7 separate regions of the Mus musculus genome follow, and regions 2, 3, 4, 5, 6 and 7 are each linked to region 1. A link is a loop called in an ENCODE intact Hi-C map of the cell type or tissue named here. Cell type or tissue: gastrocnemius. All regions are shown on one strand. Each heading gives the region's core, and the rest is flanking DNA. Links, peaks and the distances in the headings are about the cores only. Region 1 holds the start of Gm14221 (a long non-coding RNA gene). Region 2 has its middle 300 kb from the start of 4933416E03Rik. Region 3 has its middle 40 kb from the start of Gm34980. Region 4 overlaps Gm34980 (a long non-coding RNA gene). Region 5 has its middle 33 kb from the start of Gm34980. Region 6 overlaps Gm38630 (a long non-coding RNA gene). Region 7 has its middle 85 kb from the start of Gm25090.

What was found. Peaks named below come from ENCODE experiments on the same cell type or tissue, not always from the same donor. Only the 100,000 strongest peaks of a DNase experiment are listed, where the experiment ranks them.
Region 2: it touches region 1 in a loop (6-fold over the local background); 6 of 42 quality-filtered maps call a loop at or near these places.
Region 3: a loop joins it to region 1, with 9 times the contacts of the local background. A loop is called at or near these places in 29 of 42 quality-filtered maps.
Region 4: a loop joins it to region 1, with 6 times the contacts of the local background. A loop is called at or near these places in 36 of 42 quality-filtered maps.
Region 5: a loop joins it to region 1, with 3 times the contacts of the local background. A loop is called at or near these places in 29 of 42 quality-filtered maps.
Region 6: a loop joins it to region 1, with 11 times the contacts of the local background. A loop is called at or near these places in 13 of 42 quality-filtered maps.
Region 7: a loop joins it to region 1, with 28 times the contacts of the local background. A loop is called at or near these places in 22 of 42 quality-filtered maps.

What each region holds. Positions count from the first base shown.
Region 1 is chr2:160,576,698-160,581,245 of GRCm38, forward strand. Gm14221 (a long non-coding RNA gene) reads right to left here and starts at 4,072. Exons shown (of 3, transcript XR_866919.1): 1 at 3,767-4,072. In gastrocnemius, for the core only: a CTCF peak has its summit at 2,199 (motif pointing left); a DNase peak (open chromatin) is centred at 2,193.
Region 2 is chr2:159,643,217-159,647,764 of GRCm38, forward strand. No RefSeq gene overlaps it. Among named protein-coding and RNA genes, the nearest start is that of 4933416E03Rik, 300 kb to the right of the region's middle. In gastrocnemius, for the core only: a CTCF peak has its summit at 2,838 (motif pointing right); a DNase peak (open chromatin) is centred at 2,840; H3K27ac peaks cover 288 bases.
Region 3 is chr2:160,412,333-160,416,880 of GRCm38, forward strand. No RefSeq gene overlaps it. Among named protein-coding and RNA genes, the nearest start is that of Gm34980, 40 kb to the left of the region's middle. In gastrocnemius, for the core only: a CTCF peak has its summit at 1,856 (motif pointing right); DNase peaks (open chromatin) are centred at 931 and 1,844.
Region 4 is chr2:160,376,141-160,380,688 of GRCm38, forward strand. It overlaps Gm34980 (a long non-coding RNA gene), which reads left to right. Exons shown (of 3, transcript XR_375186.4): 1 at 1-4,466; 2 at 4,545-4,548. Among named protein-coding and RNA genes, the nearest start is that of Gm34980, 3.8 kb to the left of the region's middle. In gastrocnemius, for the core only: a CTCF peak has its summit at 2,329; DNase peaks (open chromatin) are centred at 1,324 and 2,325.
Region 5 is chr2:160,405,080-160,409,627 of GRCm38, forward strand. No RefSeq gene overlaps it. Among named protein-coding and RNA genes, the nearest start is that of Gm34980, 33 kb to the left of the region's middle. In gastrocnemius, for the core only: a CTCF peak has its summit at 2,827; a DNase peak (open chromatin) is centred at 3,738.
Region 6 is chr2:158,910,105-158,914,652 of GRCm38, forward strand. The region is part of intron 1 of Gm38630 (a long non-coding RNA gene); the gene reads left to right. Among named protein-coding and RNA genes, the nearest start is that of Gm38630, 3.1 kb to the left of the region's middle. In gastrocnemius, for the core only: a CTCF peak has its summit at 2,684 (motif pointing right); DNase peaks (open chromatin) are centred at 1,316 and 2,704.
Region 7 is chr2:159,052,049-159,056,596 of GRCm38, forward strand. No RefSeq gene overlaps it. Among named protein-coding and RNA genes, the nearest start is that of Gm25090, 85 kb to the right of the region's middle. In gastrocnemius, for the core only: a CTCF peak has its summit at 2,043 (motif pointing right); a DNase peak (open chromatin) is centred at 2,043; H3K27ac peaks cover 420 bases.

The DNA.
Region 1 (4,548 bases), core at 203-4,202:
TACAACAGTACCATGCATGGCTTCCCTCAACATATACGAGTTCTGCTCCCTTCAGTCATGGCCTGAGTCCAAGGCTCCCATAGATCAGAGCACCCCGGCCAGAACCAAGGTCAGACAGAAGAAGAAATGTGCGGGCTGCTGTAACAACTATCAACTATCACATCCAGAAGATAAGTCTTTCTCTCGGTTGGTTCTGGAGGCTGGCGGTCAGGGGTCAGTGTGCCCAGATATCTTGTCACCTGATAGAGAACTCTGGTCTCTTCATTGCTAAATGAGGGAGGCAAATCCCATTCATGAGACCCTGTCACCACCCAAAGGTTTTATCCGCTGTAACATTCCATCTCACTGTGACATTCCATCCGAAGCAGGCTCCCTGGGGACAGCAGAGAAACTAGCCTTAGCAAGGACCACATCTCCTCTATACACCACCCTCCCCTCCCCCAGTTGATTCGGGGGCAGGAATGTCCCTCTCAGACAGCCATGTCTTTCTCGGAGTCCAGGCAGCTGACTACTGAAACTCCACCCCTGCCCTAACCTCAGCTCTTCTATGCTGAGGAGGGTGAGGACGATTCAGGGAGAGCCCAGCCAGCCTTCCATGCAGGGCTACAAACTTTACAAACTTGAAGGACCTCTGAGGTGACTCTGTTTCTCAATCCCTTGAGAGCAAAGGCTTGGGAATGGGGCAAAAAGATGGCAGGATCTTTTTTTTTTTTTTTTTTTTTTTTTTTTGGTTTTTCGAGACAGGGTTTCTTTGTGTAGCCCTGGCTGTCCTGAACTCACTTGTAGACCAGGCTGGCCTCGAACTCAGAAATCTGCCTGCCTCTGCCTCTCTGCCTCTCCTCTGCCTCTCTGCCTCTCTGCCTCTGCCGGGATTCAAGGCATGCGCCACCACCGCCCGGCCTGACAAGATCTTCATGCAATCTGGACCAGGTAGAAGGACCCAAAGGTGCTCACACACACACACACACACACACACACACACACACACACACACACACACAAAATGATGCAATTTAAAAAAGAAATCACTGCATCAATGCTCTGGGCACAGTAAATGCTGACATTGGCCTGGCATCCAGGAAGCAAGAGAGGCTGGAGGCAAAGAGGCAGCAAAAAGCCCCACAGCTTCCCTCCATCCATCTCAAAGTGGGAGATCCAAACTCCAAAGCTTATCTGGTTTTGGTTTTGGTTTCGGTTTTGGTTTGTTTTGCTTCTTCCAAAACAATGCAGACTCTTCTTTGGGCAAAGGAGTAGTGCCCCGGGGGCCCATGATGTTTCAGAGACCCATGAAAATGTTTTGATTTCCTTCAAAATCCGGAAGAAATGAACCTTGAAAATAGACAAAAATGTACTTTTTTTTTCTCATCGGAAACAAATGGAATGTTCAGAGCCCCCCTGAAAATCTGTCCTCAGAGGAGTCTCACAGACAGTAGCTACTATCCCTGGCCACAAATGTCCTAAGGTGATTCTGACCCTAGAGGAGCCACCCCTACTCTTCCGGTCAGACAGAGATCACTTTCACTTCCACCTGTGAGGGCAGGAGCCCCTCACAGTCCTGCACAGAGCAGCCAGGACAGTCTGTGGAAAAAAAAACTCCCAGCGCAGGTGTATAAACCTGAGGGAGAGGGAGGGCCATGTCACAGGCCCTCCCCTCTACTCAGTGAGCTTCCTTACTCTCCAACCTCCTACCCATCTTTCAAACCTGCCTCCCCTAAGAGAAACTGAGGCACACACCTACATACCCATCCCATTGGAATCTCTAGTGACTCTTCCCTCCAGAACTGTAATCCCACAATGCACACAATCCATTTTCAGTCACAGCCAGCATGGGGCCCTCCTCTGGCTCACTCCATCCCTAGAATCCTTCCATCCCAAGTGCCCTTGGAAGTCCAGTGATCCTACCCAGCCCCTCCCCTTCTGACAGCTGGGAGTGTAGAAGTGGCAGAGAACAGGTGAGTTGAGCTGTAAGCCTTCACCAGCAACATCCCATACAGGGAGTCAAATTCAGAGACGTGGTCCAAGGACCAAAAGAGCTGGTTCAGTCTTTTTCTGTGATCACACACCCATTTTTGTACCTCAGTTTCCCTGTCTGTTAAGCTTGCTTCTGGCTAAGGTCTCTAAAATGAGTCTCCCAAGTAACTGCGAAGCTTCCTCCATCAGCGCAGACAGAATTGCCAACGCAGTGGGAGAGCGCCACCTACTGGCTCCCAGGCCGCCTGAAGAACCGTACCACGAAGGACCAAACCACAGAACCGACCTTCAAAGGCAGGGATACTTTGTCTCCACATAGTCACAGTATCCTCCTTCTTCTTGAGGTCTGAAAAGGGACTCCTTCAGCAAAGCAGCTTCCGCCGTACTATCTACCCCCTACCCCCAAAGACCCCAGGAAAACCATGAGCCCCGTGGCATCCTGCCCCTGTGCCTTGACCATCACCAGGATAGCTCCCCTCACACTAGGCGGAGGGCTGGAAGGGTGGCGAGGGCGGAGGGGGTGGGGGGAGACAATGATCCCTATTGTGACTAAATTTCCCCCTGAAGATCTCATTCAAGATGTTAGAGTGAGCGATCATAAAAGGAATTAATAGTTGATTCGCTGTATAATTTCCTAGTTCAATATACTTTAGTGCAGAGACTAAATGAGCCGTCCCGGCCGTTCGGTGGGGCCAGATAGCGACTTTATCGCTGGGATCTCAGGCTGAGGAATAAAAGCAATTCTTCTGAAGTAATTGCGTCTAATTAAAAGAAACATTTAAAAAGTGTAACCAAAAGGAATTCATTTCAAATGGAAAATTAATGCTGAAAAATAGCCCTGAGCTCTCTTGTCGCAGCTAATAGCCAGGCAGCCGCAGAATAATTAAACTGTTTTTGAAATGTCGATACCATCCTCCTCGGGAGAAGATGGGCACCACTGAGCACGCTGTGGCCATCAGCAAGGAGCCAGCCAGGGACTTGAGGTCAGAACCTAGCTACCAGGCTGGATAAAAAAAAGAGGGGAGGGGACCACCGGGACCAGGCTGGAAGAGGTGGGTGCTGTGACCCTTAATGAGGAATAGCCACTCCCCGGGGACCTGAGTATCTCACCGAATATCCCAAACAATCCTACAAGTCTGGTTAGTTATAATTATATTGTGATAATTCAAAGGTAGATTCCTCAGGACCTCAGGCACCTAGCCCAAGATCACAGCAAATCTCAGCAGATTCAATATTCAAACTTAAGCCTGCCTAGCTTTGCCCTTCACGTCAATTCCAAGGCCCTGAAGTTAGGTGTCAAAAAAGGCTGTGGGCTTTCAAATATTGTGGTCGCCGGTCCTGTCTATGAGGAGCATCACCTGGTTCCCGTCTGCAAGGCTTTGAAAAATCCACCTCTCGACTCCATTCCCAAAGATTCCAGCTTCGTTGGTCTAGACACTGGACCGGTGACACTGTTCTCAACCTGCAGGTCATAACCCCTTTGGCAACCCTCTATCTCAAAAAAAAAAATTACAATTCGTAAGAGTAGCAAAAATACAATTATGAATTAGCAACTAAAATTATTTTATGACTGGGAGGTCACTACGACATAACAGACTGTATTAAAGAGTCACAGTATAAGGAAGGTTGAGGACCATGGCTCTAGAGGAAGCCTGGGCAATGTAGGCGACTGACCCTTGCAGGGCTAGAAACATGATCTAGTCCTTAAGCTGCCCACCCTCCACACCTCGTGAGCCAGCTGCACTGAAATCCCTCTGCCCACCTCCGAGTAATGAAATCAGGTAGCCAATCCTACCTTCCAGGGAGGGCCTCAGTTAGCACCAGACAGACAAAGAGGGGCTAATGCCGAACCAGCGCCTGATCAATACAGAAAAGCTCCCAGATGCGGGGCGCGCTAGGCAGACTTCAGAAGCCAGGGCAACTGTCTTGTCAGCCTGGCTTCTCCAAAGCTTAGGGATGGATATGGCAGAAGAAGAAAATTAAATCTCATGTGTTTAAAGGTGAAAAGCCATCTTCTCAAAAGAGTCTTGCTCCAGCATGAATTCAGGAAGGGAAAGTCACAGCTTCAGAAGCAAACTTGAATTGCTGAATAGACACCAAAAAGCCACTTTGCCCGCAAGTACCAAGCGCTCAAAGTAGGCTAAGAGTTGCCTGCGATCCATGATTAAGGGACTTGCTTTAAGGAAGCTGAATAATTTATAATCCGTAAATTGTTTATATGCTGAAGGATATTGTTAAAGACCTCTGGAATGATCCCCCCCCCAAAAAAAAAATCTACGCCCCTAAGTGAATTTAAGCATGCCCCAAACCTAATTCACACCAGTACAGCTGTAGGAAAAGCTTGCTTTCTTTATACATATGCAAAGACTCCCAGCCTCCCTCCTTTCTGAATTGCAAATCCATCCCGGTTTCCAAAGATCATCACCCAGGCGCCATCTGCTTTGCCATGGCTAACCCTCCTAAAAAAGGCAGTCATGGTCCCTAAGAGACATTCGGAACCCGTGGAAGAGAGCTGCTTCCCAGTGATCCTGGCTTCCAGTGACTCCAGCGGGCTCAGCCAAGTGTGAGGGATTTCTA
Region 2 (4,548 bases), core at 380-4,379, 930 kb before region 1:
ATTTTCAACAATTGGTGCTGGCACAACTGGTTGTTATCATGTAGAAGAATGCGAATCGATCCATACTTATCTCCTTGTACTAAGGTCAAATCTAAGTGGATCAAGGAACTTCACATAAAACCAGAGACACTGAAACTTATAGAGGAGAAAGTGGGGAAAAGCCTTGAAGATATGGGCACAGGGGAAAAATTCCTGAACAGAACAGCAATGGCTTGTGCTGTAAGATCGAGAATCGACAAATGGGACCTAATGAAACTCCAAAGTTTCTGCAAGGCAAAAGACACTGTCAATAAGACAAAAAGACCACCAACAGATTGGGAAAGGATCTTTACCTATCCCAAATCGGATAGGGGACTAATATCCAATATATATAAAGAACTCAAGAAGGTGGGCTCCAGAAAATCGAATAACCCCATTAAAAAATGGGGCTCAGAGCTGAACAAAGAATTCTCACCTGAGGAATACCGAATGGCAGAGAAGCACCTGAAAAAATGTTCAACATCCTTAATCATCAGGGAAATGCAAATCAAAACAACCCTGAGATTCCACCTCACACCAGTCAGAATGGCTAAGATCAAAAATTCAGGTGACGGCAGATGCTGGCGAGGATGTGGAGAAAGAGGAACACTCCTCCATTGTTGGTGGGAGTGCAGGCTTGTACAACCACTCTGGAAATCAGTCTGGCGGTTCCTCAGAAAACTGGACATAGTACTACCGGAGGATCCAGCAATACCTCTCCTGGGCATATATCCAGAAGATGCCCCAACTGGTAAGAAGGACACATGCTCCACTATGTTCATAGCAGCCTTATTTATAATAGCCAGAAGCTGGAAAGAACCTAGATGCCCCTCAACAGAGGAATGGATACAGAAAATGTGGTACATCTACACAATGGAGTACTACTCAGCTATTAAAAAGAATGAATTTATGAAATTCCTAGCCAAATGGATGGACCTGGAGGGCATCATCCTGAGTGAGGTAACACATTCACAAAGAAACTCACACAATATGTATTCACTGATAAGTGGATATTAGCCCCAAACCTAGGATACCCAAGATATAAGATATAATTTGCTAAACACATGAAACTCAAGGAGAATGAAGACTGAAGTGTGGACACTATGCCCCTCCTTAGATTTGGGAACAAAACACCCATGGAAGGAGTTACAGAGACGGAGTTTGGAGCTGAGATGAAAGGATGGACCATGTAGAGACTGCCATAGCCAGGGATCCACCCCATAATCAGCATCCAAACGCTGACACCATTGCATACACTAGCAAGATTTTATTGAAAGGACGCAGATGTAGCTGTCTCTTGTGAGACTATGCCGGGGCCCAGCAAACACAGAAGTGGATGCTCACAGTCAGCTAATGGATGGATCATAGGGCTCCCAATGGAGGAGCTAGAGAAAGTAGCCAAGGAGCTAAAGGGATCTGCAACCCTATAGGTGGAACAACATTATGAGCTAACCAGTACCCCGGAGCTCTTGACTCTAGCTGCATATATATCAAAAGATGGCCTAGTCGGCCATCACTGGAAAGAGAGGCCCATTGGACTTGCAAACTTTATATGCCCCAGTACAGGGGAATACCAGGGCCAAAAAGGGGGAGTGGGTGGGCAGGGGAGTGGGGGTGGGTGGATATGGGGGACTTTTGGTATAGCATTGGAAATGTAAATGAGTTAAATACCTAATAAAAAATGGGAAAAAAAAAAGAAATGGATAGATTTGTACTGATATGGGTTTTTTTGTTGTTGTTGTTTTTTTTTTTTTTTTGGATAGTTTCAGTAAATATAGGAAGCAGAGCAAAAAGAATTGGGAGCATAAAGGCCTTTTTGGAATGAGAGGTTTCTACAGATGACATTCTAGAAGCATCTATCTACACAGAGATGAAGGTACCTGGGATGAAGGGAAAGTAGTGGGCCATGCAGAGAAATGGGAACATTCTCGATAGTGTTCTTCATCTGGGTTGGGAAGTGTCCGTGTGAGCATGTGGACCAGTGTGTGGACAAGTATATGACCTCAATTGCAATGAGTCCTACTTTGAGATGCTATGGGGACATGAGAGGAAAAATGAATTCTATTACTTCTCCAACCCCCTTCTACGTTTTCCTCTGTTCCTGTGTAAGAGTCAGGTGCCTTACAGACAGCACATTCACCTCTCTCATAAACCTTCAATATAAAATATATTACCAGGAAAAATGCACCCAAAATAGTAGGTCCCTTGGGCTTTGGTTTGTATGTTCTCCTTTGTTAGCAATTTCACAGGCTGAGGGTAGCATCTTAACTTCTGTTCAAAGATGCTACTACTCTCACAAGATAATCCAAATGTCACCATTTTTATGTTGTGGGATATACTTAAGGAAAATTAAAGGTGCGACTTGAGGCAGGGAGGACAAAACTTTCTCTAAGTGTAAAGGAAAGATAAATCCCCTGCTGCTCTAGGCACTTGTGATGAAGCTGGCTGCTCTCATCACTGCTGCTGACCCTGTAACCAGGATTTAAAATTACAGCATTGACACAGGCATGATGGTGTGCATCTTGACAGGCAGAAGCAGGTGGATGTCTGTGTGTTCAAGTCCAGCTGAGTTCCAGTCCAGCCAAGACTGCCTAGTGGGACCCTGTCTCAAAAATAATGTAAAAATCTTTACATGTGACTGTTGATGGGGTGTGATTGGGGGTAGGTGGCAGTTTGACAAAAGGCAGCATTTCTATCTCGCACATTTCTTCTGCTTGTTACAGGAGACACACAGCTTCTCTGTCAGTTCTATGCGAACACAATTCCTTAGAATGCCTTAAACATCAGTGTTCATCAGAGCATGGCACTTAGTAGGTGCTCAGCAGGGGGCAGTGTGACACAATGGTTAAAAGCAGAGACAATAAGATGTCCCCGAGCCTCCTCTTCCTCTGCAACACAAGAGTGATCAGTCACTTACATAAATCCGAGATGAGTTACATAACTCATACTTATCCTACACACAAAAGTAGCCAATGAATAATAACTTTGAAATTTACTATTATAAAATATCTCTCTCCAACCTAGATCTCTCATCCCAACTCCAGACCTGGCTATGTTTGTCTAGAAGGTCAGGAAAGGAATCTAACTTAAAATACCTACCTCTTAAATCCAACTAGTGGCTGTTCTGAGCTATCTGGTATCTGCCCACTGTGTCTTCCAGTAATCTAGAATCCAGTTCCAGGGAGTTTTGTGAGTTATTCAGAATTCTCCCCACCTCTGTCCACTGAGTTAATCAGAGTTCTTCCCATAAGACCACCTAAAAATGTCTCCTGAAGCTTCCCATCTTCCTTGATACCCACCACCTCCACAGGTGGTCTGCACTGCCTATCACTACTGACACCCCTGTCTGGTTCCACGTTGCTAAGACCATTCTTATAGGACACACATTTTGGTTCTGCCGCACTTTGCTTGAAACCCATCACTATGTTCCAAGACTCTTGGGATAAAAAAAAACAAATTATTCTTCACCGGCAATTCTGCTCCACCCCCCTGTACTGCCCTTCCCTGCACCCCCTCCACCACCCTTCCCTTGCAACTCCCACTTATTGCAGGGCTGTTTCAGTTCCTTAATTAATAGTCATAAAAAGCTACTGATTCTCTGGGTCACAAAGCTTTAGCACCAGCTGTGTCCCTTCCCTGTCACACCCAGCTTGGCCTAGCTAACTCCACCCATCCTTCAAATTTGTTGTTTCCCTGGGAGACTATTTCTGAATGGACTCATGCCCCTTCTCATAGCTCTTGTACCTATCTTTTGTGGTTGTTCATCACAACATGATGCTGTATGTATTTTAAAAGATCCACAGGACAAGAAGAGAGGAGAAGACTCACTTCGGTTCTCCTTTGAATTCATACTGTCATTTATATCTCCTCTCTCTCTCTCTCTCTCTCTCTCTCTCTCTCTCTCTCTCTCTCTCTCTGTGTGTGTGTGTGTGTGTGTGTGTGTGTGTGTGTGTGAAATGGGGGTTAAAATATTATTAAAAAAAAAGGCTGGCCAGTAGTGTAGAAATGGGACAGATGATGGCAAGCTGATATTTGGATGTCTTGATTCAGTGGGATGCTGCAGAGCACCATATAAGCATCGCTCCAACTGGATGCCATTCCATGAACTTTGGTATGACTTCCTCTCATTACTGATGATGACCAAAGTTTTCCACATTCAGTGTAGAAATAGATCTCCTGGGAATCCGGTGAACACTGTCTGGAGAACATCTCTCCCAATCGTGGAGCAGGTGTTCCAGGGACTTTCCAGGGCCAGATGATCCCACTGATGATCTAAAACACAACTCAGATCCACAAGTTGGCTTGCAACTCTCCTAACTGCTCTGCCACTGGCACTTGCACCTCTTCCTACATATCCTGTGATGGAAAAATCGATCTTACTTAGCAGAAAAGAAAACTGGACCACGGTCCACTTTAAATATACTTGCAATGCCTAAGGGGCTTCTTGGAGCTTCTGATGTACAGAACCAAGAACTGCCCCTGCATGTGAGGGTGTGTACAGCACCCTTGGGTACCCACTAACAAGCTGAA
Region 3 (4,548 bases), core at 214-4,213, 160 kb before region 1:
ACACATGCAGACAAAGCACTCAACACACTCAAATACATTTTTAAAAAAATCAATCTAGAACAAAAGTATTTTTAAAAGTATCTTAGTTGAATGCTTTTTTACATTTTAGGGTGTTACACTTAGGGGTGTGCAGTGGGCTCTGATCTTCATAGTTGAACAGCTTACCATAATTAATCTGGCTTTTTGTGAACCATGTTCCTTTTCCTCTCAACATTCAATTGATTCCACCAAATGCTCCAGAGCTATTAATGGTAGACACCGTGCAACCGTGTATGGGAACGTAGAACGTATTTTCCCTCTCTTTTTATTACGTTCGTTTACTTGTCTGTATGCCATAGCACATGTGAGGATGTCGGAATCAGTATTCTCCTACCATGCGATACCATGCGGCTCCCTACCTAGAAATGAACAACGCCACAGCTTCCGCTGCCGAGCCAGCTCACCAGCCCTATCTATCTCCTTCCTCTAACCACAGTACCGTTCGTGCCTCCAGTCAACCTTTTCCACCTCTCCCCTCCCAAGCTCCTATGTCTACCAGAGAGAATTTGTCTTTCTGTGTCCGGCTTACTTCACTTAATGTCCTCCAGGCTCATCCAAGTTTCCACAAGTGACAGGATCTTTTTTTTTTTTTTTTTTCTGACAACGGGTTATCAGCCCGGTCTAGTGGCATGCATCTTCAATCCCAGCACTTCGGAAGCAGAGGCAGGTGGATTCCTGTGAATTGGAGGCCATCCAATTCTACAAAGTGATTTCATGGACAGCCAGAGCTAAACAGTGAAACCATGTCTCAAAAAGAGAGAGTGGGGGCTTCACATAGCCGCAGCCGGCCTCAGACTTACCATGTGGCAGAGGATGATTTTAAGCTTGATCGCCTGCCTCCACCTCCTACGCAGTGTTGAGGCCAGGGACTACACGCGCTCCCTAGACGAGCCCTGTACCAGCTAGGCCACGCCCCCAGCCCCAGCTGTCATTGCTTTATGAGTCTGGAAAGTCCGTCTCCCAGCAAGCAATGTCTTTGTAAAGAGTAGCAATGTTTGAGCCTTGTTCTCTAGGTACTCACTTCCGCGCTTTTCCCTCCTGCATTCCGCTAGAGATTTTCATTCTGTCCAGGATTTCTGACCCCAAGTCTAATGTCTGCCTCATCTGTCATTAGCTCCAATTAGCAAATGCTTAATTAGAATCCTTCCGAGTTATTCCTTTCATAACTATTTTACTTTTTTGCTGATTGTTCTGCTGATTTGGGTGCTGGAAACTGAAGTCAGAGCCGTGTGTGTGTACACCAAGTATGCGCTTTCGCACCGTTCTCCATCCTCCCACCAGACCATTCATATAAATATAGTGTATTTGCTTTATTTCATCTTATTTATCTAGCTATAAATTATATTATAATTTCTAATATTTATTTAATATCAATTAAAATGATAGCATATAATAATATATTTTATATAACATGTAGTAAACAATATTACATATCATATATAATTTAATTGTATGTAATTAAATGACTATGTATTTAATATATTATAATATATAAATTTTATAGAATTATTATAATTAAATTTTAATTAATTTTAATATAATTTAAAGTATTTAATTGTATTTAATATTGTATTTAAATTATATTAAATATAATTATATATATTATATATAAGGTTTGGCAATTTTGTTTTGTTTTCTTTGATTGGCTTTGGTTTTGTGTGTGCATGTATGCATGTGTGTGTGTGTGTGTGTGTGTGTGTGTGTGTGTGTGTGTGTGCGCGTGCGCGCGTGTGGGGGTGGGGGCAGTTGTGCACACCTACACAGAAGTTATCTATGAGCACCAAGTTCATGCAGTACCTGTGGAGACCAGGAGAGGGCATCAGATCCCCTGGAACTGGAGCTACAGGCAGTTGTGAGCCACCAGATGTGAAAGATGGGAACTGAACCCAGGTCCTCTGGAAGAGCAGCAGAGCTCTTAATCTCTGAGTTCTTAACCACTTTAGCCCTCACAGTGCATTTTTAATTACAGAAATAGCTGATATCTGTTAAAAGTATGCCCCATCCCAGGTTCTCTGCTAAGAGCTTCACGGGTTATATTTCATTTGTGATGTCACCTCCGTTAAACAACCTAAGACTGAGGCATAAGAGTTCTTTGCCTCAATGTTCTGCCTCGTCGCTGCTGTCTGCGCTGCTTCTAATGCTTCCTTGTTTGAGACAGGGTTTCACCATGTAACTGTGGCTGGCCTCCAACCCAGAGATCCGCCTGCCTCTGTCTGGCTTCCAGTGTTGATTTTAATGTTGCCTTTTATGGTTCACATTTTAAAATGTTGTCCCTCTTTTTAACATTTCTGACCCAACTGCTCCCTTCATGTCATGTGTTTATATACCACCTCCTGTTTCATGCCTGTCTCATGAGCGGCAAATTTTGCTGCGTTTTGCTGAACGGGTAAGTCTGGGGTGTTCTTAGCTGTTCTTCAAGTTTCCATAATCTGTTTCAAACTCAGTTCTCCCACAGTGTGAGAACTGTGTTCCCCGTTTGATGATGTAGAGCTTCTCAGAAGCCTAGGCGTTCCCGTTTCCATGTTTATCTACACTGCTCCAAGGAAGGGGCGGGGCATGGAAGGGAGGGCGTGGCGAAGGCTGATACAATGTACTTTTCTGTTCACAAAATATTTGGCTGCACTTTGCTGCCCACCTGGCTCCTATTTGAACCCCTAACTTCTGCCACAAAGCTGATTGGTTAGGACACGCTTTAATTGTCTTTCCAACTCCCCAGCACTTTTTTTTTTAATCTGCTCTACGTCTGATGACTCCTGAGAGGCGAGGCCATCCAATTACAGCACTGAGACAAGCTCACTTTCCCAAAGAATCCAGGTGAACAGTGAACTCATGCTCCAATCCCTGAGTTGCCACGTGTCCCAGGATGCACCACTTCCCAAAGCCAACACTGCATCCCGGTGTGCAAACCCTGCCTTGTGTGCTTTCTTGGTCAGTGATGCTGCCACGCTGCCTCTATGCTGGCAAAAGAGCCGTTCCCGGCCCTTACTCTATGAAGCAAGTTCACCCTCAATGGCCTAAGAATAGCACAGATGTTGCAAATCTGTGTTGAAACCTTCGCCCAGATCAATAGTGCTTACTGGTGATAGTGATGCCGAGAGGAAACTGGGAAGGGTATGGAGGTGTGCTAGGTCATGGCGGGCTGTTACTGATGTCTAGTGCATAGAAAACAGTGATTCTGCTGTATATCCCACAAGATGGATTTCCTATAGAAAAGAATTATCCAGTCTTGGGTGCCAGTGGGGCTAAGTTGAAATACACGAGGCTTCGACGCCAAACAGAACTATTTGTCTTCTTCTTGGGTCTTTGACAGGCAACAAGAACCAGACACTCACAAAGCCCCAGGACTTACCCCTGACTTCTGCAAATAGCTCTTTCTTTGCATCTTTCACCTTAAGTCAGTCACACTTACATTCCATATTCTGTGGGCAACCCCAGACCTACTCCCAGAGGCAACAGATTGTGGATTTTGGAAATGGGATGATGATTCTGTCCCGCAGAAAAAGTTGAGCAGGGTGGAAAAACTCATTCCCCAGACCTGACCCAGGGAGGAAGCATTGGGGAGACAGGCTTTTCTTTCAGATCCTTCCACTCAGCTGGTGTTTTGCATTTAAATGACAGAGGGCTTGCTAAGGAGAAGCCATGGCTGGTCCTCTCTGTGAGAAGGAAAGTTGTCGCCTCTCTGAAGTGGCTGCATTAATGTCATGTCATTATACCGTATTGCTGCACAGGTTAATATAATTGGGTGTCTATGTGTGAGCAATGATCCGTGCCGTGTTACTGCTCTGAAACAAATGACATTTAACCAGCCGGCCTGTAAGGCTCCTTGTTATCTACATGGTGAGCAATTGGAACGGAGAAGGAGTCCTCTCGGTGAGCAACTGATGAATTAGTTGTTGGGTTTCCTCGACAGCCTGGATTTATAAGAGTGCAAGTCTAACATAATTTATTAGATCTATAAACAGACAGATACCATGTTTTCACCAAGATTACATCTTGTCACCTTCAGATATTGTGGCACTGACAGCCCTGTTATAATTTAATTTCATTATTCTGATAAGGTATTGTTCCCCAGAGCTTTGTAGTTAGTTAGGTAGGTAGGTAGGTAGGTAGGTAGGTAGGTAGGTAGGTAGGTAGGTAGTATGTCTCTTCCCCATCCAAGATATTTTCATGTTTAACCGGGGAGGAAGCAGGTACTCTTGTGCTAGCTGATATCTGGTAGCTTTTCTGAGCTGTCACTGCTGACCTTATTAAAGGCAGGAACAAAATTGGAAGAGGAATTAGTATGTGGTCCTGCCCTGGGTGTGGCATTAAAAAAAAAGGGAACTCAAGCAAGCGCACAGCATGGAATGGGGGCTCGTCGGGGATCTTCTGCACAGAAAGCTCAGTCAAAGCTTTACTTCATGGCTTTTCCTGCAGGATATCTGTCCCTCTGCAGACCTCTACCAGCCCATGCCATGGGAGAGCTCACTGCATGTTCACCTACCACCTTTTTTATTCTCATAAGGACCT
Region 4 (4,548 bases), core at 393-4,392, 200 kb before region 1:
TTCCTAAGCATGCCCTCCTCCAGGAAGCCCTCCCTGGCTTGCCTGGGTTTCCATAGTCCCCTTTACACAGAGCGTACCAAAATCCTGTTACCTCTGTCAAACGCCGGAACTCAGCCTTTCTAGAACCAAAGCTAAGTCTAAATCCAGAGTGTGGGTGCTCACAGAGGGAAGGCTGGTCCAGGACAACAAAAGAACACCTTTGGAAGGCAAGGGACCCTTGCTGTGGAAAGCATGACCTTGGCCTGTGGAGGCACAGCCTGCAGTCCGGGGCCTGACCACCAGGAGCCTCATGATCCCCCAGGCAATGCTGAGGCTGACTCCTCTCTTCCCGGAGGCAAGTTAGGCAAGTTAGAGCCTCCACCCCAACTTTCCTGCGGGAAGCCAGCCCAGGCCTCAGCATCTGCTCAGCTGCCAGTGGCCCAGTGGGTAGCCCCAGCTAAGGAGGAGAGTTATTTTTATTTATTTCTTCTTAATCATGAACTTAATTTAGCTGCTAATCAGGTTACCATGGTGATTTGCACGGGATTTACAGCAGTTTCCTAACGCGCCTTTTTTTCTCACTCTTTTAGTTAAGGAGTAAAATTTGGGCGCTGCGAGAGCGACTGCCTACTGAATGTCCTAGAACAAGGTCAGCCGTGTGGGTTTCTCAGTTTTCTTTCCCCCTCTTGCCTCGTGTGCTTAAGAGTCTGCCGTGACTCTGGGCAGACCCCAGGTACTTCTTTTCTGCCCTTTCTCCAAAAAGCTTCAATGGGCCCTTGTTGCCAGGGTGAGGCTGGAACCAGGTGAGGGTTTTCAAGGTCCGCCCTCCTTCCTCACATCCCAGATTCTCCCTGGCCTTTTATGTGTTCCTCTGTATCTTTGTTTGTTTGTCCCCCAGGCCTGGAATATCTTTCTCAGACAAATGAAAGCCTTTCGTTCTCTGGAAGAGTTTCATTCCTACCCTGTGCACTGGGGGAGCTTCTGTCTGGGGTCACCATATCCCAAGGCATTAGCTGGAAATACATCTGAGCACCGACTCTGACCCTGCCACACTCTGGCATGGAAGGGGGTATTGTACCAGCCAATGCAGGGGAGCAGGGCAGGGAGGCCGTAGGGGGAGAAGTCTAAGAACTGGCATCGTGACAGCTTGCTGTATTCTGCTGTCTGGAAGTCCCATTTACATTCCATCCAAGCACCTGAGGAAGAGGGAGATTCAACTCATGCCCCCTCTGTCTCACCTAGGGGCTCAGAAGCACTCCTTTCTGGGACAACTAAATGGAGTACCCTGCCCCATCCCCCATGGGAGGCTCCCGGAAGGGACAGCGTCTCCAGATTGGAGACCACAATTTCCAGGATCTCCCTGAGGACCTCAGGGCCAGCTGCCAATCAGACCTGGGATCAGCCACAGTCCATTAGTGAACGCCCCCAGTGCAAGGCGCCAACACAGCCCCCCAGGCATTGGCGCCAGAGGCTGCCCAGGGAACCCAAAGCCACCTTCAATCATTATCTTGGCTTTTGTCACCAGACAAACTGGACCACGGACTATAGGTTGTTTCCTAGGTGAGCAACTCCTCTGGCTTCTGCCCCAGCTACCCTGCTATCCCTTGGTGTTGGATGTGGGTGTAGCCCCTATGGGAGGCCTGGCACCTCTGCAGCATCCCACCTACTGCTACTGAGGCAGTGTGAGTTTCTAACTTGCTATCCTTCTCTGAGTCATCCTTGTCTCCTCTCGAAGATGGGTAGCAGTAAGAAGAGATGTCCAGGGTTTGATAACCAGAGCTGCATGGAGTCACAAGAACTGGGATCCCAGACAGGCTCTGAGCATATTATGTGACTTTTTCCTCAAGTTTGAGACCCTGAGAAGTGAGGTTCACAAACCAAAGCACTTATGTCGGTGACAAGAAAGGAATTGCCTGACAGGCCAAGTAAGCACTGAATGACTGAAGCCACTCTGGCAGGCACGGCTGCCCACTGACTCCAGACCCCATCCCTCCAACCTGTAAGGGATCCTGGTCAGAGCAAACCTAACCCAGTAGGCATAGGGATGAGAGCCTAGAAGGACAGAGAAGTCCAGACACAAGTGCCCAAACCTGGGGAGAGTCTAGGATTCTAATCCCAGACTCTAACTCAGTGAGGCATTTACTATTTGATCTTCGGCAAGTCACTTAACTTCTCTGGGATTCTGTTTCCTTTTCTAGGTATGTAAAACCCCACCTAAATGAAGATTGAACTTTTTATTCTCCAGCCCCACCAACCACACCCAGACTTTTCCACTGTTGAACCAGTAGTAAAGGGAGAAAGGGCGGCTAGGAAAGGTGGGAGAAGAGTGCAGTACCTGCTCTGGCCACTGGGGGCGGACTTACTCCACCTTGTGTATATCTAAACTACAGGTAACAAGGTTCTGGTTTAACAAACACCCAGCATGGATAAAGGCAGGAAGTTCCTCCTTTGACAGCTCATGGGTTGTACAGCATTGTACCTAACAACACAGGCTCTGAGCGTGATGCCAGAGTTCAAATCCCAGGTCTGCCTCTACTACCTTGGTGGCCTTTGAGCAAACTGTCTACTCTGCCTATGTCTCCACTTCCTTCTAATGGGAACAAAGAGCAGTGGCCTTACCAGGCCAGTGAGTACCTGCACACTGTCCAGTGATGTGCACCAAGCATTTCCCCATCTGCAACTTCTCAATGTCATCATGGTAACAGTCCAGGGTACTGAAAGGCAGAGAGCTGAAACCTCTCACCTTGGGCCTGCTCACTCAAAGCCAGTGCCTTTGCCAGCAGCCCCTGCCCATCCCCGCTTCTGCTCAATATGATCGATGTTCTCAACTGACTTGTTTTGCAAAACAAGTTCATATAGCAATGGAAACAGAGACAGGAGTAGGAGTTAATTAAGGGCAGGGTGAACCACACATCGATCCTAACATCGTTAAAAGAGAGACAACCAGACTTTAGGATGTGATTCAACAAGGAGAACGCAACACCATCTCCTAGGGCTTCCAGACAAAGATCGAATATGACAGCACCCTAGTTCCCCACTTCTGGGAAGCACTGGGAATGGGGGAGCCCACAGAACAGCACCAGGAGGGGGCCATCAGCCACACCCACAGGGAAGGTGGCAGCAAGACCCAGAACCACTCAGAGATAAGCAGAAGTCTCAATAGAAACTCACTATAGTTTTTGAAAAAGAAATACGTGACATTTCTCTTATTCTCAGTGTGGACTATTAGAAGGGAGTTTAAGAAGCACATCCATTAAATGCAATGGCCGATGACACGGCCCAAACACACAAAAGGCAAAAATATATTTTTTGAGAAAGTTTGGAATATTTATTGAATATTGAGCGTTGGATATGGAAAGAACTGTTGTTGTTGTTGTTGTTGTTGTTTTTACTTTTGCTAAATGTGATGTTGATATTATATATGATCATGCTAGAAGAAATTCTGAGTCATAACCTGTTAGTTATAGCTTCTAAAATATTCAGGTATAAAATGAGCCAGTGCCTAGGATTTGTTTCCAACATTCAGACAAGGGGCGGGGAAACAGGCAGAGGGTGAAGACAGATCACCAAGTAGGAGAAGCTACAGACTCAAGGTTCAGGAGTGAGCATGGTGTGGCCCCCTGAGACAGAGAAGACTGGAAGGCCTCTCAAGCCCTTGGCCATTCAAGGAGTAGCACTTCCCTTACCTATTCTCAGGCTCCGAGGGAAAGCGAACATTTGCACACAGCCCAGAAACTCAGTTGCTCATTCGCTCACTTGCCCACTCCTCAATTCATCTACCCATCCATCCTCTATGTGTTCAGTCAACACACCTGCTTGTTGGAAAGCATACTTGTGAGAAATGCAGAACGGGTCATCCTGGCACTGTGGCACTGCTGGGGTAGAAGGGAGAGCCACAAGCTTGTTGAATCTACCCTTGTGAAACCAAACCTCAACAAAGCATGAGAAGTCTAAATAAAGATGGGTATGAGCCATGTTGGCATTTTACATGAAGGGGGTGACTTGGTCTGGCCTGAGGGGTGCCCATGGACACTTTCTCTTGAAGGATAAGACAGGCATGGTCATGTCCCAGGAAGGACACCTAGACCGCAAGAGCAAATATCCTGGGGCAGCAAGAAGCGAGAAGTTGGAGAGACCACAAAGATGGGAAGGACAGAATGACAGAAGGAACAAGCCAATTAATGAGCATCTGAGGCTGAAATCACTAGAGAAAGCCTTGCCACATAATGCCATGCCACACAGACACAGAGGCAGTTCTTCCATAAACGCCATGCCACACAGACACAGAGGCGGGGCAGGGGCGTTTGGCTTGCTAATAGGTGTTCCTGCAGTCAGTCCAGACAAGAACTGGAAAGGCATGGGCTCATGTTGACTTGAGAAAATGCTCACATCCTTCAGGAATTTTCAATGGGAACCAGCATAGAGCTTAAGCCCACTCAGAGGGGCAGAGAAAACTCTATGGCAAAGTGGACCGTTGGAACTACCAGGTAAGTAAGCAATTCCTCGTTAGGATTTTAAAATCTGTCAAAAGCAGGTCCAGGCTTTCTTTATGTATTGTTTTGCAGCCAG
Region 5 (4,548 bases), core at 355-4,354, 170 kb before region 1:
CGAGACAGGGTTTTTCTGTGTAGCCTTGGCTGTCCTGGAACTCACTCTGTAGAACCTCAGAGAAAACCACTGAAGTCTTGAGGAGTGAGCCAGGGAGAAGGTCTGCTATAAGACATCGTCTCCACAAGTTAACAACACTTGAAAATTTGTGAAAGAGGTAGATTCTAGGCTATATCCTTATCATGAGACAGGGAAACTATTAACCTTCTGGACACTTAGCGTAACTTTTTAGAAATTTTGTGTGTATCAACATACAAGGTGTTTTAGGAGAGAAGCATCCAGGGATGCAGTTAGCTGAATGACTTTGCTAAAACTAAGTACCCCCCCCCCCCAGAGAAACTAATGTCTATTACTCACTATGTGCAGACATGTTTCCTCTGGCTCTTTCCCAGTCATCATCCTGACAACACTCTCTGAGCAAGCTAGGACCTCTAACCATAGTGATGGAGACTGGGGGATAATTCTCACTTTTCAGATTTAAACGCCTAGTCTCTCATACCTAGGCCTTTTCATGGATTTCTGAGATGTTTTGGAATTTGCATGTGAAATAAAAGCTTCCTACATAATTGAAATTATGGCCAATTGACCGTGAAATAGAACTGTCCGTGACCAATGAGGTGTTGGGTAGGGGGAGGCTGCTGTGCTCAGAAATGGGGCCTCCAGAGCCCCAGGGCTAGTTCCTTGGCTTTGAGAGAGAAACCCACCTAGAATCCTTCTTGCTGGCTCTAACCATCCTAGCAACCTTTCTTCCAGTGATTCTCCCTGACAAGGAGTGCTGGCTTTAGACTTGGAGGAACACATTCTGCTGTGATCTCTCTCTTGGCTACAAATCCTTGCAGGGAAGAGCAGCTGAACATCAAGTGGAAATATTCTTTCTCTGGCCATGGCTTTATAAGCCAAGGTGCTTCTGAGACAGACTGGGGCATGTGATGCCCGGAGGGTGGGGGGTAGTAGAAGATGATAGGAGGAAGGCTGATAAGCTCCAACAGCACAGAGAAGGTTTAAACTGGGGGGTGCAGGATACAGTGGAGAGTCATCAAAGGTATAGAGGGGGGAGCCATTCATAGAAAGTGCTTTATATTGTCCTGCAGAGAAGAAAACATGGGCAGAGAACCTAACCAATGAGCAACATTGTCAGCAACAGTCTAGACAATGTACTGTGTTGGCACAGACAGGGCGGAGTAAAAGGGAAAAGATGGTGGGAGACTCCATGTGTGGTTGATTGGGAGGCAGAAAGGGAAAGAACAGATGTTATGTAGTAGCTAATAGCACAGACCTATGAGAAAGTACTCTTATCCCCATCTTATTGAGGGAAAAACTGAGGCTCCAACAGATTTGTATTAGTAATAATAAATGGTACCTGCCGCTGTCACTTAGCACAGCCCTCCCTCCATCTGTTTTTGCTTTCTTCCTAAATATCTCTGCTTGAGAAAATGAACCTTGATCGCTTGTTCACATTTAAAAATCAAATTAAAAGTCTGCCTGCATTTCTATGCTTATAGATAAATAAGATACGAAGGGAAGGGAGATAACAAAGCTTTGCTCCCATCAGACCACACAGGGCATCCCACTCTATTCTGTACCTGACAATTAAGGGCAACTTTAGGCAGTCTGATGAAATTAGTAGAGGAGAGTTAGGTTGGAGCTGAACCTACACCGGTAAGATGAGCTTTCTGGAGAGCGCACACCACATTGAAACAGCGTGGGATAGTGGAAGTGAGCAAAATGCAAACAAACAACAATCAGTGTGGACCAACAGAAGCCAGAGACGGAAGGTTGTGGATTTACTCAAAGGCAACAGGAAACAGGCTACATGTCCACTTTTCAAAATGTTCACTCTGGGTTTGGGTCTAAGGATGCCACCTTCTGATTGTTTGTTTCCTTCCTGTTTCAGTCCACATCTTGGTAACTATTACTACAGATTTTCTGTTCTGTTGCCACTGCAATAAAATGTCTTTTCTTCGATATTTTGTAACTCGTCACTGAAATTTTGCATAGGATGTCTCCCATGTTTATTCCATGGTCAGGCACCTGAATGAACTCCCTCAATTCTCACTCAGTTCATCGATTCTCCAGATGAACTTATTCTAGTTTTCTAGAACGGTGAATATATTTTCTGCAAATAATGGCAACTTTCTCTTTTTGATACCCAACAGTTTTTTATTTTTATTTTTCCATTGTATTTACTAGATCTTCTAGAATAGTGGTTCTCAGACAGGGCTGATTTTACACCATTAAGAACGTCCAGCAATATCTGGAGGCATCTCTGATTATCACAACAAGAATGTTACTGGCATCATCGAGTAGATAGAGGGGTGATCTTTTTGTTGATCCTTTGTGAGCTTCACATCATGCACCCCACTCCCACTCGTCTCCCCATCCCCTTATATCTGCCCTTCACTCTTACAACCTCCCCGCAAAATAAAACACACACACACACACACACACACACACACACACACACACACACACACCAAAAAAACAAAGCATAGGAAAACATCTTGTCGTAGAAGCTGTAGTGTGTCACAGTGTGTCTTACAGCATGCCCCTCTGTCCACACATCTTCACTTGCAAATGTTCATTGCAGCTAGTCATTGATCTGGTTCCAGGTCTCTGACTTCTGTGACACCATCAATATTGACTCCTCACCAGGACTCCTCCCAGTTATCCTGTTGTTGCCCTGTGTTATGGAGATCGAGTAGCTTTGGATCGGCTCTTTCACAAATCTCCATCATTCACAGATGATGTAGACTTTGGGATGGGTCAACTCAGAGTCTTGGATCTGGGTGGTACCTGAGCTGCTCAGCCCACTGCCTTTCCTTATCCACACCACCAGGGTGCGCTCTCCACTCCTGTTAGGAGTGGAGATGCTTTCATGCCTCAGGGCCAGCTCCACTGTGTTGCCCAGGTGGAGTACAGGGCCCCCACTCTCCTGAGTGCTGCTGCCCTCAGGAGGGGGCAGGGCTAGCTCTCATGCTCTCATGCCTTTGGGGACAGCTCTGCCAACTACTGCAGGTGGGGAGAGGGGAAGGGCAACTCTCTTGCACCATGCCACCTCACAGCAGATGTGTGCTGGGGCCAGCTCTTCCAGGCTCTCAGCCTTGGGGCCAGCTCCCCCATGCTCCTTCTATCAGAACCAGCTCTACTGTGCTGCCCAGGCAAGGGACCTGTCCACTCTCCCAAGTGCCACAGCCAGTGGGGGATAGGGCCAACTCACCCATTCTCATGACCCCATGGGCCAGGTCTCCCATCTGCCACAGGTGGTGAGGGGTGAGGTGGCAAAAGGGATCCCTCTCAGGCCCTCTCATGGCAGACAAGTGGTAGGCCCAGCTCTCCCACATTCTCACCCTCAAGCTGGCTTACTTGCACCCCCACCACCAGAGTCAGCTCTGCTGTGCTATCCAGGCAAGGGGCAGGGTCTGCTCTCCCAAATGCTATACCTGGTGAGGGGCAGGGATAGCTCTCCTGCATTCATGACCCTGTGGCAACTTTCCTGACTGCAGGAGTCAGCTCTCCCACACTCATGCCCTTGGGGCCCCCTCATCCACACTGATGTCACCAGGGTCAGCTCCATTGTACTACCTGAGCAAAACACAGGGCAGCTGTCCTGAGTGCTGCCTCTGGTGAGAAATGGGGCCAGCTCTCCTGAATGCCCCAGCCAATAAGGGACAGAGTTAGTTCTGCACAGCCCCTGGACATCCACATGGTCGCCCAGGGGCTGTCCTGACCGGGATGTCCCCATGTTCTCTAGTGGTAACATGACCTTTGGACATTGACTTGGACCCCTGCTGCTGCATAGCCATGACCTAGACATAGCGGCCAGTGGAAGCTCCAGCAGGGATGTCACCCTAGCCCCAGGTGGTGGGCCTGGCTACTCAAAACAGGCTACTCCTCTCTACCTTCAAGTCTCCAGTTCCATCTTTCTTCATAATGCCCAAGCTGTTCCACTTCTTTTTCTCTCCCATCTCTTCACCACAGACTTGCACATTTTAGTGGTCCCCAGTGCAGGCTGGCCACATGACTGGAAGGACCCTGGGTGACATTCTCCAACTGTGCTGCTTTGCAGAGCCACAAGCAGGTGTCTAGGGTCCACCTGTGCTGTGAGCCAGAGGGCAGGTCTGTGGGTGACATGGTGGTCTACAAGTCTCTGTCTTCCTCCTCCCTCGCTGCTCCGAGTGATGGAAGGAAAGGCTCTGTGTGTTTATGGACCGCCTGTGTCATCTGGTAGAGGGGGAGGTCTGTGGGTGTCTTTCCTATCCTGCACTGCATGGCATGGCAGCAGACAGGTCTCCGTCTTCCTCCTAGATTTGATCTGATTTGATTCGATTTTTATGCATCCTAGGCATAAAAGAGCTTTGACCACCAAGCCAGGTAGCAAGCCAGGATGAACACAGGACTGCCATCTACTCTGCCCCTGACTGATATAAGAACACCACCACCACCAAGATGTGTGTTTGCCCATTTCCCTTGGGGAGGGGTTATTTACCATGGATATCAATGAAAACACCTTTTGTGGTCCACCATTATGTGTGAACTGCCTATTAGTTT
Region 6 (4,548 bases), core at 408-4,407, 1.7 Mb before region 1:
TTGTAGTCTCTCCTTAGTGCTTCAGGAGGGTTTGCAGCTGAGGGGAAACAGGGTTGCTCTGACCTTCTGGATGACATGGGGTGGGGGCAAGGATTCCCCTCCTGGGCACCTTTGCCCAACCAGTACCCACACCCACGGGAGGCACTCCCTCTTGTTCAGTGTGCAGAGGAGCAGCTGCCGGTGGTGGGCGGGTGGTTGAGGGGCAGTGGGCAACAGCTTTCTCACGTTCTCCGTCGACACCCCAGAAATCACCCTCAGCAGCTGGGAGACTCTGTGTTCCTTCCCCCTCCCCCCACCCCTCTCCCAGCATCTTTTTGGTTCCCTTTCCGAGCTTGCTTCTTGTTGCTTGTGTCAGCACTGAGTGGCAGGTGTGCTAACTCCAGAGACGGAGCTGTGCCTGCTACAGCTCTGGAAAGACAGTGTCTACCAGAAGAGAGTCAGGAGTTAGGTGGGCGCAGAGAGCTGATGCGAAGGATGCTGAGGACAGGTGGGAGGCACAGGGTGCTGTGCAGCCATGCTTGGTGTAACCCAGTGGCTGGCTCCATGCTGTGGTGGGGTGGAGGGGGAAGATCCCTAAAGTCACTGAGAAAGCGGGGGCCTTGCTTCCCTCCTCCCCACTCCTCTTTTGCTTCCTTCCATCTCTCCCTCTCTTTCCTTTTACTCCTCCCTCTTCTCACCATCACAAAGGAGTTAGGAGCTTGTGCAGTCTCCCCGGCTGGAGGTAGCTGCAGGGACTCAGACAAGGACCTGGTTTCTGACAACTGTTCATCAGTTGTCATGTGGATGGAAAGTCTGAGGCTAGTTGAGAGGAAAGTCAGGGCTCCTTGGTTGAGAGCCTGGCTATGCATACACTGGTCAGAAAGCTCTGGAAGTGAAGAGGATTGCCTGGGCCATGGTGGAGAGGGCACCCTGAGTAGGAGGTACAGAGATGGGAGGATTGGAAAGGATTTGGTTGTCTGAAGGGAGAGCACCTTTAGGATGTTCTCATTGCAGCCCTTACCGTGAAGGCATGCTGTATGCGGGACTCCACGGTGACCTGATTTATCAATCAACAGATGCCCCTTAAGCCCTAGTGCTGGGTAGCTATTTCCTCTGTATTCAGCCTTTCCGGAGTTGGGGAGGGGTTCCCAAGACTCAAGAAATAGAGAGATGTTTCCAAGGCGTAGGAAGCTCAGGAAATCACGAGATTCACAGGGCTCCTTGCAGGGATAGAAAAACAGTAAACACCTGCTGGCAGAGGAGACTGGGGTGGGCCCCCCTCCTGCAGGAAAATTGGCAGGGAGCTTAAGGGATGCAGCTTGCGGAGCTGTCACTCATGTGGGGTGGGCTTTCCCATGAGGCTGCTGCCTGAGAGTTACTTATGCTCCTTCTGCAAGCAGCATCAAGCCAGTGAGCTGGACCGGAATTGTTCTTATGCTCTGGCATGGGTACCCTATCTTGAGCGAATCGATGTTTGTTCATCTCTTCCTGGGAAAAAGTTACACAATACCCCACCATATATGCCAATCACTGGGAGTTCAGTGGAGAATAGACAGTCAGGCTGAGATGCAGGCTCCTGATCCAATGGAGAAGGCAGACAGTGAACACTATAAGGGACAAACCTGGGGCCATGTCTCTGCTCCTTGCTGTGTCATATGATCTGTAACTGTCCAGCATTCTTGGCTCCCAGAGTTGATTGTGCTTGGGGGGGGGTACCTGTTTGGGGAACAGAACTGTGAAGTAGCTAGCCTATAGATGTGATCTGGGAAGGGTGGTGTGGAGATGCTGAGCGACTGTCTAAGGTCACAGCCATTAAAGGTGTACAGTGAACCCACAAGTCTAAGGCATAGGCAGTCTGAGCGTTCCATCCACACATTCTGGAAGTCCACACAGGACCTCGGGGTAAGAGAAATGCAGTTACCTCTCCCTAAAAAAATGGGGTTGTACAAATCTGGCCACTCACTTATGGGGTTCAGGGCAGTAGAGAAGTCTTCAGAGAGGTGAGAAGTCATATAGGAGGCTCTTGGGAACTCTTCTAGACTGTCTGGTTAAGGGAGGACAGAAGAGTGAAGAAGAGGGAGGAGGGGCGGAGAGGGAATGGTTGGAAGAAGGAGAAGAAGAGAGAATGAGAGGAAGGGAAGAGGAGAAAGAGGGAGATACATGGGTGGGTGGGAGAGAGAGAAAGGAGGAGGGAGGGGAGGAAGATGGAGGATGGAGGGGAAGAGGAGGGGGAGGAGGAGGAGGAGGGGAAAAGGAAGAAGGGGAGGAGGGAGGAGAAAACAGAGGAGAGGAAGAAGCACGAAGAGGAGAAGTGAAGAGTAGGAGAACTCTCTAACTGCATCCTCCCTGCCAAATCTGGACTCTGGCTCCTTTCCCCCTGAATCCCCAGCACCAAGGCCCCTGGACTCCTGTGTGAACCCCCTGAGCTGCCATCTATGTCATCTTTGGGACTGACCTCTTGAGGTACTTTCTTTCAGGAACTCTTGGTGTTTCGGACCCAAGTCTGAGAAACTCTGCGGGCTCCTTCTCTTGCTTCTTTCTTTCCTTCCACTTTGGCTCAATTCATTAAGATGGTGAACTGTGCTCTTCTGAGGTCTGTGGCGCCTGGGCATAACTTTATTCCCTCCATAAGAATAAGGATCCTAGGAACCAAGAATAGTTTATCAGTGGAGATAGCACCTTCAGTCATCACACAGGCTGGCCACACGATGGCGCCATGGGACCATCAAGCCCATGGCCCGCCTCTCCTAGGTGCCCTGCTTACCCTGGTGGCATTTCTGTCTTGTAAGTGGTCCACTGGAACCAAGCGTGTTCTGCCTTGTTTGGTCACTGTCACCTTCTCATTTCCATCCATGAGTGCACACCCTCATACACAAGCACATATACACACATACACCCACCACACACACAACACACAGATGCAACCACATAGTCACATACCACACGAAGATCACACACTCTAAACAGACTACAATATACACAGTCTACATACAGACCACACACACACACGTAGCCACAAACACATGCACCACACACATCAGACTGCATGCATACAGACGCATACATAACGTACCATACAGACCACACATACACAATTGCACACACTACATAGCATATTATACATACCACCCCAGCACCCCAGAGGGACTTGGGAGAGAATTTAGAGGGCTCCCTATTTTCTCAATCTCCTTCCCTACCTGCTCCACTCACTCCACCTCTCCCCCCTCTTTCCCCTTCCCCCTCATCTCTGCTCTTCCTCTCCTTCCTCATTTAATGTATCTGGGCAGTGACTTGCACCCTGATCTGCCTGGGCAGATAGACCTTGTTTGCCCACATGGGGTCCCATATAGGTCTCTCCTCCTGGAAGCTCTCAGCCAGAGGTGACACAGGAAAAGGTTGCCTCAGGCTCCAGGCCCCTGAGAAGGAACAAGAGCTCAGAGCTCTAGCCAAACATGATGCTGACCACTGACCAGCTGACCAGCGTGCCTAGTGGTGCCCCTTTCAGACATGGTTTGGAAGCTCATGGTGCCACCAGCAGGGCCAGGAAAGAATGACTCCATGTGGCACTGACTGGGAGAAGTGACCAGAGCGAATTTCAGGAGTGCTCAGAGATCTGTGGCGAGTTAGCGTTATAACAACTGTGGCGGATGAATGACACAGGGAAGGGCCATCCTGCCAAGTACTTAATACTTAGGGCCATCCTGCCAAGTACTTAATACCTAGTCGCTGTGCTGGGTCCTCTGCACAGGTTCTGTGTTTTACTTTGATTACCTGGTAGAGCAGGTAGGGGGTGGGGTTCATAAGCCAGGGCTGGAGGCAGACTCTGTTTTAAGGCAACAAAGCCCAGCATACAGGCAAGCTAGGCCCATTTGATTTTTAGGGCTGGAGAGGAAACCCCACCAGTTTACTCCCGGTTACACGGGGGCCATTGTTGCAGTCTTTTTCATTTCTCAGCCATTGTTTTCCTGTTGGGAGGATTGTCCCGCAGCTGACGTCGGAGCCTGATTTAATGAAGCAATAACCAGGGAAATGACTTCCAATTGATTATTAAGCATTTGTTTATTAGTGCGCGGTATCTCTGACCCCAGTAGCTGTTAAGTAGTCATTAAATATCAAGGAAGATGGTTCTGTTTATATATTTTGTTTATTTACCGTCATGAAAACATCATTGCATCAATTAAATGTCGATTAGGGGGCCTGTGATTTGAATTAGATTATATACACAGCGTCAAATCATTTTCATGTTTCCGAGATATAATCTGTTTTTGTTTTGATATTTGGTAAGACTCCCTCTGAGTGTTAGGGGCTGAGGCTGCCTGAGGTGATGCTGGGCTTCAGCGCCCTTCCCCATTGCATGTTCCTTTCTGACTTTGCAGCCTGGGACAGCATGAAGGTGGATCTGTTCAAAGTGGTCATTTGTGGAGGGGTTGGCTAGTTTGCCGCTGTCATTTTTAGTTTAATTATTATTATTATTTTTTGCTCCTTCCTGCCTCCCTTCCTACTTCCCTCTCCTCCCTCTCTTTCTTTCTGTGTTTGTGTGAGCATGCATATGTGACTGCATATTTGTGT
Region 7 (4,548 bases), core at 382-4,381, 1.5 Mb before region 1:
CCACCATGCCTTTAATCCCAGATGACCTTGAACTCAGAGGTCCCCTTGTCTTAATCTTCTGGAATTCATGGCCACTCTGCCTCAAGATCTCCATGCCAGGATCCAGGTCAGAAACTTGTATCTCTCAGCCTCCAGATGAGGATCACAGGTGAGCCTTCCAATTCTGGATTGTAGTTCATTCCAGATATAGCCAAGTTGACAACCAGGATAGCCACTACCCTGGATTGGTGGCACATGCCTTTACTTCCAGTGCTAAGGAACAGTTTCTTAGCACAGAAGAGGTAGTGCATTTACCCAGGGATCTGAGATGGTTTTTTTTTTTTTGTTGTTGTTGTTGTTTTTTTTTTTCCTCTGAGGAAAACCAAGAGTCACCTTTTCTGTCCTTGGTGATAGTTTTTGTTTGTTTTGTTTGTTTGTTTGTTTGTTTTTTGACACGCCTGATTAAGCAGATTGTGAAGTCCTCTTTCTCTGAGGATTTGAGTGGATGCTTCCTCTTTGGCCATCCCTGGATGCTGCATGCCTTCAAGGCACCCAATATAAGGGGAAAGGACCAAGACCTTTTCATGTGCCAAAAGTGTCCAGTCTTGGGTTAGCCTTGAAATCCTGTGTGAAGGAAGTAAGGATACTCCTTGCAAAAGCAATGATGGGCATTGATGACAATAAGCAGGCACTGTTGACTGGGTCCCACGGTGCTGGCCAGGGTCTGATTGCTTGCCTTGCAAGTCTATTTCTCCTGGTTGTCCTATGAAGTTCTTGATCTATGCCGAGTACTCCTGCCCCCAGTTTTACCGGTGGAAAGTGAAGGGTTGGTAAGCTCTAGTGCTATGAGTACTATTCTCAGGCAGAACCCATTTCTCCGGACTCTTAGGACAGACCTAATGCCTACTGTGCTCCCAGGATTGACACTGCAGACACAGACATGGTGGCACTAGGGTGCTGGGCCATACAGTACACAGTCCAAGCTCCTGTGGCTCTAAAACGGTTGTGACCCTGGTGCTTGGGATTCTTGACATTTAGCCTGGACATGGGAAGGGTCCCAAGCCTGCTTCATTGATAATAGTTTATCTCATATCATTTGGCAGCTTCCATGGTATAAATATTTTCATCATGGCCATTTTCAAGCTATTTACCAGCCAGTAGAGAAAGCAAGTGGAGAGGAGAGAAAGGGATAGTCAGCAGCCGTGTATGTAACAAAGAACTTCCTGTTTCTAGCCAGTTGTTGGGCCCAAGACTCTAGCAATTAAGCTTTTGATCCTCCTGAATTCTATAGAGCCTGGACCGTGCAAACCAGAGGCTGTTTCCAGGTAGGTTCTCCATTACCTCAGCATGGGTGGGAGAGGAGGTGTTTTTCCTTCTTGCTTTGCTATCCTCAGAGTCAGAACAAAGACTAGGCCCCCCAAAAGCCAGGGCCTCTAATCTCTCAGAAAAAAAAAAAAAACAAAAAACTTTGAGAGGAGAGGAAGGTCGCTGATCTGCCATAGAGAGCTGGCAAGCTGGGTGTCCGGAGGCCAGGGCCAGGGATTCCGTGAGTGAGGCGGAGAGCAGAGCCTGGCAGGCTGGGAGGAAACGTCTGGCGGAAAGTCTCCTGGACCCTCTATCCTGTCTCTGTCACTCCTACGTAGATTAATGCGATCCAGGATGCCCTTGGTTCTGACCGGCTATACTTGGGGCTACCCCAAAATAGACAGGACGCCTGGTGCCTCTTGTCACAGTCTTAGCTATTGTCTTTATGAGCTCAGTGAGTTCAGAGGTCACACCCTAACACTTCCCCTGTGGGCTAATCACCATCAAGATGGATGGACACTTGCGTGGGCAGCCTGGAGCTGTCTGGCACATCCCAAACTCTGGGCACTTCAGGACCTGCAAGAAGTGTGTGTGTGTGTGTGTGTGTGTGTGTGTGTGTGTGTGTGTGTGTGTGTGTGTTGGGGGGCATTGTAGAGGTTGTCAAAAGACAACCTTTCTTGGTTGAAGCTGGAATAGGGGCATCGGGCTGGTGCCATGGTGGGGATAGTGTATGTCCAGAGATAGCCACTAGGGGGCAGGCCATGACAGCAGGTGGGCCAGGTTAACTGCTGCCTCAGCTCAAAATATCTGTGGGAGGACTTATAACCTAGTGGAGAGTGTTTTGGGGCATCTCCAGGATTGGTAAACTCTGGAGAGATCCAAGGTCCAGGTCTGAATAGGAGGCGAGGACAGAGGAGGTGGGAGCCTAGTGTAGATATCTTTATCACCTTAAGGCTGTGGTGAAGGTAAATTGCTTGACCATGAGTTCGGGATGGACACGAGTTTCCCCGATGAGGAAGGTGTGGGCTAGGTAGAATACCAGGGATAGGGAGGGCAGGCTGGGGAGCGCCAACAGCCCAGGATCATAAGCCAGAGGCAGGCATCCCGGCTTGAAGGTAGAGGAGCTCCTGGAGGGCCCTGCTTTATTTAAAAATCCCATAGGGCCTGCCTGGCCTGGTTTCTTTCCTGTTATCCCAGCAAGACTGAGCTTTCCCCAGTGTCTCAAATTAAAAAAAAAATCCTTGTCCTTTCTGCTCTGAGCTCTGCAATATTTGGCCTTGGTTGATCCTGGCAACTTGTGAGGCTTCTGAGCCTGCTGACTGTCCAGGATGGAATTTTCCACGGAGGTTTTGTAGAGCGATGCTGAGGGCCAAAGAAACTTGGGCTCTACACTGAGATGAGACTGGGAACTCACCCATGACTACAGGCCCCAGCGGGCCTTATTGTCTTCCTTCCATCCATCCATCCATCCATCCATCCATCCATCCAGGTTTTTTCTCCTTCCCCCACCTATCCTCTTAACAAACCAGCCACCCTTCTATCAAGCCATGCATGTGCCCTGATATCTATCCCACTATTCTCATGCATCCATCACTAATATAATCTATTAAGATGTATTATGGAGGCTTGCTGTATGCCAAGGTCGCTTTTTGATGCTGAGAATACAGCAGTGAGCATGAGAAAAAGTCTCAGCCCCTACATCCAAATGACAGTGTCTCAGCATCAAGAAGTCACTTGATGACACAGGGAAGGGGGGAAAGAACTGGCTGTGCTATTCCTGGGGTAACAGATTCCCTTCATCCTTTGCCTTGATCTATCCACATCCTCGTGGAGCCACCCCGCAACCCCCATGCAGATGTCTGCTCACAATGTCTGTGTCTTCCTGGATAGCAACAGATCTTCGAAATCACTGATGTACACACACCTCCACAATACGGACCTACAACTCTCTAAATTCCTGTGTGCACTCGTGTCAATTCACACCAAGCACATGCTCTAATACATGAGTCCTGGAGGCACTTATGCACACTCGTAATCCATGTACACGGCCAGGAATACACAGACACACTCACATGTTCACAGTCATTCAAGCACACTGATCTCTGTGCATAACTGCATATAAATATGTACACCCAGGTTAGGTGCAGGTAGGATTGCTATGTCTCCAGGGCATATGGACCCATATAGCCACACTCAGGTCACGTGTACACACTCCATGTACATGCCCTTGACACCACCACCACCACCACCCCCGCCAACCAAAGCCCTCACACCCTCTCAGAGCCCCATCCCGTCCTGGAAAATTATCCATACCTCTGACAGGAGAATGGGTTACAAATGCGGCCATGGAGCTGTTTTGACACTTTTGATGAATAACATTCAATACTATTAATTAGAACAATTGCTTTTCATTTAACTAAATCACGGGAATTGCTAAACTAAATTGAAACGGAATGTAATTTTGCCTCGCACTGCTTTAATATGGGCCTCTAAATGTCTTCTCCCTGAAGGATTAGTAACTTAATCACCCACCAGTGATAACTGCTTCCCAGGCTCAGCTGGGAGGTTTCCTGCTCAGGAAAAGACTGGCTGAGAACAGGCTAGGGGCCCTGCGGCAGCTCCTCCTGCCCCTGGCTTCCTCTCTCTGAATTATTCATCATCAGGATGTCACTTTCTCCCTCCTCTTGGTCCAGCCTGACCCTCAGAGACAATTTCCATCTTCAGTCATCCTGGTCCTGGATGTGTAATTCGTCCTGTGTCTGATGTCCTGAGAGCCTGACTGTGGGCTCGCATTCCATCTCTGCCCTCTCCAAGCCTAGTCGAGTCTCTCTATCCTTAGTACAGATCCTGGCATCCTGGGATCACTTAGCTCCTGGAGGAAGTACAGAGCCTGGTTTAGGATGCAGTGGCTCATTGACAGGGGCCAGAAAAATCTCCCTGAACTGCTTGGGAGAGTGGGGATTGGCTTAGCCTGGTGTGCTGTTCTAGGGTGACCAACTGTTTCAGACTGCATGGGAGGGCTTTCCAAGACAGTCTCTAGCAAATCAAAACTGGCTATGGGACTATCTGCTTCCAGCTAGGAACAATCCTTCATGTTTATCTGGCTGTATGCTAGCTACTGGGCATACATTATTTCATTTATATTTTGGAACAATTGCATAAGTCTATATCATGTTCACATACATAGTCATCCTGTAATAGAGAAAGCCAAGGCTTAATTTTTAAAAGCCTAACCTAGGCATGACAGCAGTAGTGATAATACGG